Linked DNA regions of Homo sapiens: region 1 is linked to region 2. A link is a loop called in an ENCODE intact Hi-C map of the cell type or tissue named here. Cell type or tissue: PC-9. All regions are shown on one strand. Links, peaks and the distances in the headings refer to the core of each region. The heading gives the core; the rest is flanking DNA. Region 1 has its middle 23 kb from the start of GATAD1. Region 2 holds the start of LRRD1 (leucine rich repeats and death domain containing 1).

Region 1 (2,911 bases), core at 98-2,597, 250 kb before region 2:
TCCTGTGGAACAATACAGATAGAAATTACTTGTGAAACATTCTCTTGGCGGAATTTTGTTTGTAATGAAGTAGTAAACTTATGAGATGGTATCACACCCTTTGAGCAGATTAGGGGATCTGGGCATCTGGGCGACTTCCTGCTGGCACACTTGCCTCTGATGAGGGCACCTTGGGGAGCGCACTCCCGAGTCTGGGCTGCACTTCAGGAACAGTTAACCTGACTGTTGCTGGGACCCCTCTCAGGTGCAAACACATTTCGTTATGGAGAGTGGATTCCACGTCTAGTTCACAAAGTCGTGTGCAAGAAGTTTATATTTCTTTATTCTTGTAAAATGTATTTTATTTCTTCTTGAAGTCCCACTGGAAGCAGAACCCATCTCTGAGCGAGGTTCTCCCTCATTTCCACAGCTTGAGATGCATCTCAGCTCATGAGGGCTTTCCCAGCACCGCAGAGTCAGGGGCTGAGAGGGCTCTCCTGATTTAACTGCGGCTTGGTTCCTGGTCCCGCGTTCCGGGTTCCCCAGCGCCTCATTGTGGTGGCTTCCACTCACAAGGCTTCGCCACATCTGCCCATTTTCTGTCGTTGGTGCCACCCTAGACCACAGAACCCAGGGTGGCTCCCTTTCTTGCAGCCAATTCCTTTCTGTGCTGCCCACAGAAACCCCAGGATCGTGCCAGCTCTCAGCAGGTACCTGAAGCTCCTAGATTTTTCTAAACCTGAATAGAACTCGAATTTCCACCAGTTTCCCTGCATTCCAACTCAGGGCTTAGCTCCCCAAAGGTCGCAGGGCTCCTCCCCAGGGACCCGGCATCCTCCAGGAGTCAGGCGGGTCAAGCCAAACCTCTTGCCTCCCGGAGGTGTGGTCTCTCTGAAGCTCACAGATAGTAACTCCGAGAGTGTTTGGGTCCTCTTATGAAAACCCAGAACCGTCTCAGTATGATTCAGGAGATTGTCAGCAAACAATTCTTTCTTTTTTTTTTTGGAGACGAAGTCTCTCGCTCTTGTCGCCCAGGCTGGAGTGCAATGGCACGATCTCGGCTCACTGCAACCTCCGCCTCCCAGGTTCAAGCGATTCTCCTGCCTCAGCCTCCCGAGTACCTGGGATTATAGGTGCATACCACCACGCCCGGCTAATTTTTGTATTTTTAGTAGAGATGGGGTTTCACCATGTTGGCCAGGCTGGTCTAAGAAATCCTGACCTCAGGTGATCCGCCTGCCTCGGCCTCCCAAAGTGCTGGGATTACAGATGTGAGCAACCGCGCCCGGCCAGCAAACGATTCTTTTTTGGGGAAGGTTGGCATTTCTTCCCAAGCAGTGTTGATCATTCTTTCACGGGAAGATTTATTTACCAATTGATTTATTCCCCATCTGATTCCAAATAAGACTTGAGGTGGCTTATAAAAATATCCATAATATACGAAGATAAGATCAATTAATGGAGAAATCTGATGAAAGGAAAAATGGGCTAGAAAATAAAGATAATGGTTAGATTAGTGTACAAAATGCATCAAGTCCTATGCACGCGTCTGGAGCCTAGGTTTGGTTCTGCGCCCCCTGGTGGTCAAAGTGAGCAAGAACACGTGACCGTCGGTGAGACTCAGCACCAGTACGGTGTAGCGACCCTGGGGATTTACATGCTGGGAGGAATAGCTAGCTCCTGAGGCTGGAGAAGACGGGCTGCCTGCTGTCCACGTTTGGACATTGCCTCACCTGCCAAAGCATGGAGGAGGCTTCCTTAGCTGGTGTGGGTACCCTGTTCACTGCCCGGGCCAGCAGTGGGGTGTCCCAGTTCCTGCACTGACAGCACAGATCACACTCAGAACGGGGCGGGGCTGGAAGCCAGACAGAGGCGGGAATCTGGGAGCCGAGACGGTGGGGGAAGGGCGACAGGAGGGCGTGCTGGTTTCCCAGAAATGTTTGAGTTTTTTACTTAAAAATTTTAAATGGCCTTAACGTTTATTACAAGAGATAAAAGTTATTGGTCTCCAAGGAAGCTCTCATCTCTGAGGTTTTGCTGTTTATCTCAAAGCAAGTAACGGCTTAAAAGAAGAGATATTATACAGGGGCAAAGCATTAGTTATGTTTTCCAGACTTAACCTCATGCCCAAGGGTTAAAAGATATATGGGAAAAAGCCCATTTCAGAAAAGGAGTTGAGGGAAAAAAGGAAAACACATTTCACTGACAACAGCTTTTGTCCCATAGAATTTTGGCCTCTTGAGCCCATGTTCTGAGCTCTTGAAGTCTTCAGACAGTTGTGACTTCCACGGCCTCTTCCTATTCTCTCTTCCACTCTTTCAAAAACCGAAAGCCATTTTCTAGCTTGAAACCATTTCCTCTTCTCTCTCCCTGTCTCCTCCCAGTCGCTCCCAATTACACATACAGTCACACATTTACACACACAACACACAGTCACACACACTCCACACCCCCTCATGCCATTCGCACCACACACACCCCTTACGCCACATACACACACACAGTCACACACACACCACACATTTACACACACCACTCATAGCACATACACACACAGTCATACACACACCACACATTTACACACACTACTCATACCACATACACCACATACACATGCACACTCACACACTTACACATATTACACAGACACACAGGCACACACACCACACACACCTCACTCAAACTCACATATACACCATCCACACCACACACATGTACACCTCCTTCATGTGCTGCTGGAGCTGGAGAAATAGGAAGCAACCGATCCAGTATAAGAGGAAGAAAGTCATCTGGAGAGGAAGGCTGGAAGCAAGCACATTATTAAATATCATTTGTATGGAGACTAGATACACTGTTTTCCCTATAATGGAAATAGAGAAAGCCAACTTAATTAAGTTGTACAAAGTAGAGAATCAGGCAATTACCCACTGGG
Region 2 (2,911 bases), core at 310-2,809:
TTATATTAACAGTTCATTAAACAAATGACAATTTGTAAATTCAGTCCACAGAATAGCATACTGAAAGGCTACACATGTAGAATTATTAGATAAAAAGGAACATCACTGCCCTTCATAAATTCTAGAAAGTTCATTGCATTCATTATTCACCTTTAAATTCAAAACTGGAATTTGATGATGATTGCAACTGCAGCTGAGGGCCATAAACTAAAACAATTTACTGGGTGTGGAAAAGGGGGCTGGGAAGAGCCGTGGGCTAACCATCCTGTTAACAAGGAGTGTCTCCTCATGAAGGTGGCAGCCACCAGAACGAGGTGCTGCCTCCTACCCTACAAATAGCAAGGGCCCATGCAAATGAAAAGTGAGCCTTTGAGATGAGTCTAGATAATAATGCATTGGAGATTTCCTGTTAAACTAGCACTCTTAAGAACATAGTGGCATTTTATTTCAATCATAGTATAAAACTCACTGGTTTATTCAATTTTATTATATTTTAGATGTTGGTATTAATATACCAAGCAAGATTCTTTTTAAGTTTTCTATTTCCCCTTTCTAAAAGCTCTATATCGGGTTCTTCAATTACATTCTCAAATTATACAAATACTACATGTTTTCTGACAAATACCGTATTTTGGTAATGTTAGGCTGGAAGTAAACTAGAGTCTTTCTGTAACTTTGACTTATCCTGCAATGTTTGGATGATGGGACACATCACCCTGGGAACTGTCTCAAAGCACAACCACATCTTAGGGCCCTACGCTCACTCCCCAAAGGCAGATCCGCCTCCAAAACTCCAAATCCTCATGGTCTCAGGCATCCCTTTTAAACACGGGCACAATCGTCACCTCTTTGAAATGAGAGCGTGCTTGATTATTCCTGGCCTCCAGTTGCTGGCCTTCATCCGGTGTTGGGGTGGGGGAGCCTGTCGGTTCCTGAAAAATAGCTCGGGGATAACTAAGACAAAAGACCCTGAGGAGCTCTGCCTCAACTGTGGCAAGCTGGGTCTTCCACGTCACCAAGTGTCATTTTCACCGTGCCTGTATGGTCCGCTGTTCATCCTGTTAGCGGACCCCGAAATCAGGCAGGAAAATAAAGCTCAGTGGGAGGGCCTCGGAGCAAGACAATCCCACCAAGATGGACTCGGGTTGATTAACGTGAGTGAACCTCTGAGGACCAGAATCCAGACTAGTAATTCTCCATCCCGGCTGCTCGTTAGATGCCCGGACCGACCCCCCCAGACCAATTCAATCAGAACATTCGGAGGGGCTTGTAAAATCTCCCGGGGAGATTCCGGTACGAAAGCCAAAGACTCAGACGCCCGTTCTCCACCCGCCTGCAGCGGCCAGCGCGGGTCCCTCTTAGGGAATTGAATGCAGGCCCCAGGCCTCCTCCTCGAGTATCCCAGTGTGACCGATGGCCAGCTCACAAACGCGCAGTGGGTGCGGCCGCGCCAGGGCGCAGCGGAGCAGAGGGCCCGGCCGCTTTCGGCCTGGGAAAGAGGAGCCACGGCCCGGAGAGGCGTCAGTGCTGGGCTGCGCCTGCGGAGGTCCTCGCAATTGCTGGACTCAACCGCGCGCGCCCCCTACCGGTCCTGCGAAGGAGCCGCAGCCGCCGCGGGAGGCCACAGGTGAAGCGAAGGGTGTGTCTTACTTCAGCAGCCCTGTAAGCCACGCCCAGATTCTCTCTCATTTTCCCACTTCTCATGGCTTTGCATGCTGTCCCACGTTACGTTAGCCTGTACTGAATGTCTCTTTTTCCACATTTAGAAAACAATTTGTTGATGCTGCAAGACATGAAAAAGTACTGTAACTCCCTGAATGTGCATGTCTTTCAGATAGGTAACAAATTACATTGGGCCATTGTTCAACTTTATTAATATTTGTTAAAACATAATTTGCATATATTTTTGCCTATCAAATTGGCAATATTTGTATGTATGTATGTATGTATTTATTTATTTTTTGCGACAGAGTTTCGCGCTTGTTGCCCAGGCTGGAGTGCAGTGGTGCAATCTCGGCTCATTGCAACCTCTGCCTCCTGGGTTCAAGTAATTCTCCTGTCTCAGCCTCCCGAGTAATTAGGATTACAGGCGCGCGCCGCCACGACCGGCTAATTTTGTATTTTTAGTAGAGACGGGGTTTCACCCTGTTGGCCAGGCTGGTCTCGAACTCCTGACCTCAAGTGATCTGCCTGCCTCGCCCCCTCAAAGTGGTGGGATTACAGGCGTGAACCACCGCGCCCAGCCATGTTTTTAAGTGAGATTCTTAATGCTTGTGAAAATAATGAGAGACTTTTTCATATAGTTTTTTGTTTGTCTTTTGAGACGGAGTTTTGCTCTTGTTGCCCAGGCTGGAGTGCAATGGCGTGATCTCGGCTCACCGCAACCTCCACCGCCCGGGTTCAAGCGATTCTCCTGCCGCAGCCTCCCGAGTAGCTGGGACTACAGGCGCCCGCCACTACGCCTGGCTAATTTTTTGTATTTTTAGTACAGACGGGGTTTCACCGTGTTAGCCAGGATGGTCTCGATCTCCTGATCTCGTGATCTGCACGCCTGGGCCTCTCAAGGTGCATATACATTTTTAAAATGTTGTGTATCAGCCTTTAAAATGCTCATATGGAAACAAATAATTGGTGGCAGCCTCTTCAATGCAATATTTTGCAGCTATAAAAATAGCTTTTCAAATAATATTTTATTTCAAATCACTGCATGTTAACCACTATGTATATTCTGGATTAATGGAAATTTCATTGCATATCTGTGCTGTTTAAAGAATAACACCCTTTCTTCCCCTCCCAAGTTCTGTATCATCAAATATAGTCAGGCAGATGTAGGTCAAAATATCATCTTTGTTACTGATAAAATAGTTTAGAGAAAATGGTGTTGATCTGCAGCTAAGTAGACTGCAATAAT

What was found. Hi-C counts contacts between places; a loop is a spot of excess contacts. Peaks named below come from ENCODE experiments on the same cell type or tissue, not always from the same donor. Only the 100,000 strongest peaks of a DNase experiment are listed, where the experiment ranks them.
Region 1: a loop joins it to region 2, with 9 times the contacts of the local background. A loop is called at or near these places in 2 of 110 quality-filtered maps.

The regions. Positions count from the first base shown.
Region 1 is chr7:92,423,413-92,426,323 of GRCh38, reverse strand. It overlaps the pseudogene TMBIM7P. Among named protein-coding and RNA genes, the nearest start is that of GATAD1, 23 kb to the left of the region's middle. RefSeq lists a silencer at 1,478-1,597 and an enhancer at 2,855-2,911. In PC-9, for the core only: CTCF peaks have their summits at 1,366 and 1,571 (motif pointing left); a DNase peak (open chromatin) is centred at 1,593; H3K4me3 peaks cover 1,722 bases.
Region 2 is chr7:92,177,723-92,180,633 of GRCh38, reverse strand. It overlaps LRRD1 (leucine rich repeats and death domain containing 1), which reads left to right and starts at 1,492. Exons shown (of 6, transcript NM_001161528.2): 1 at 1,492-1,627. It overlaps CYP51A1-AS1 (CYP51A1 antisense RNA 1), which reads right to left. Exons shown (of 3, transcript NR_122110.1): 3 at 1-1,783. RefSeq lists a silencer at 1,522-1,631. In PC-9, for the core only: CTCF peaks have their summits at 1,361 and 1,574 (motif pointing left); a DNase peak (open chromatin) is centred at 1,643; H3K4me3 peaks cover 487 bases.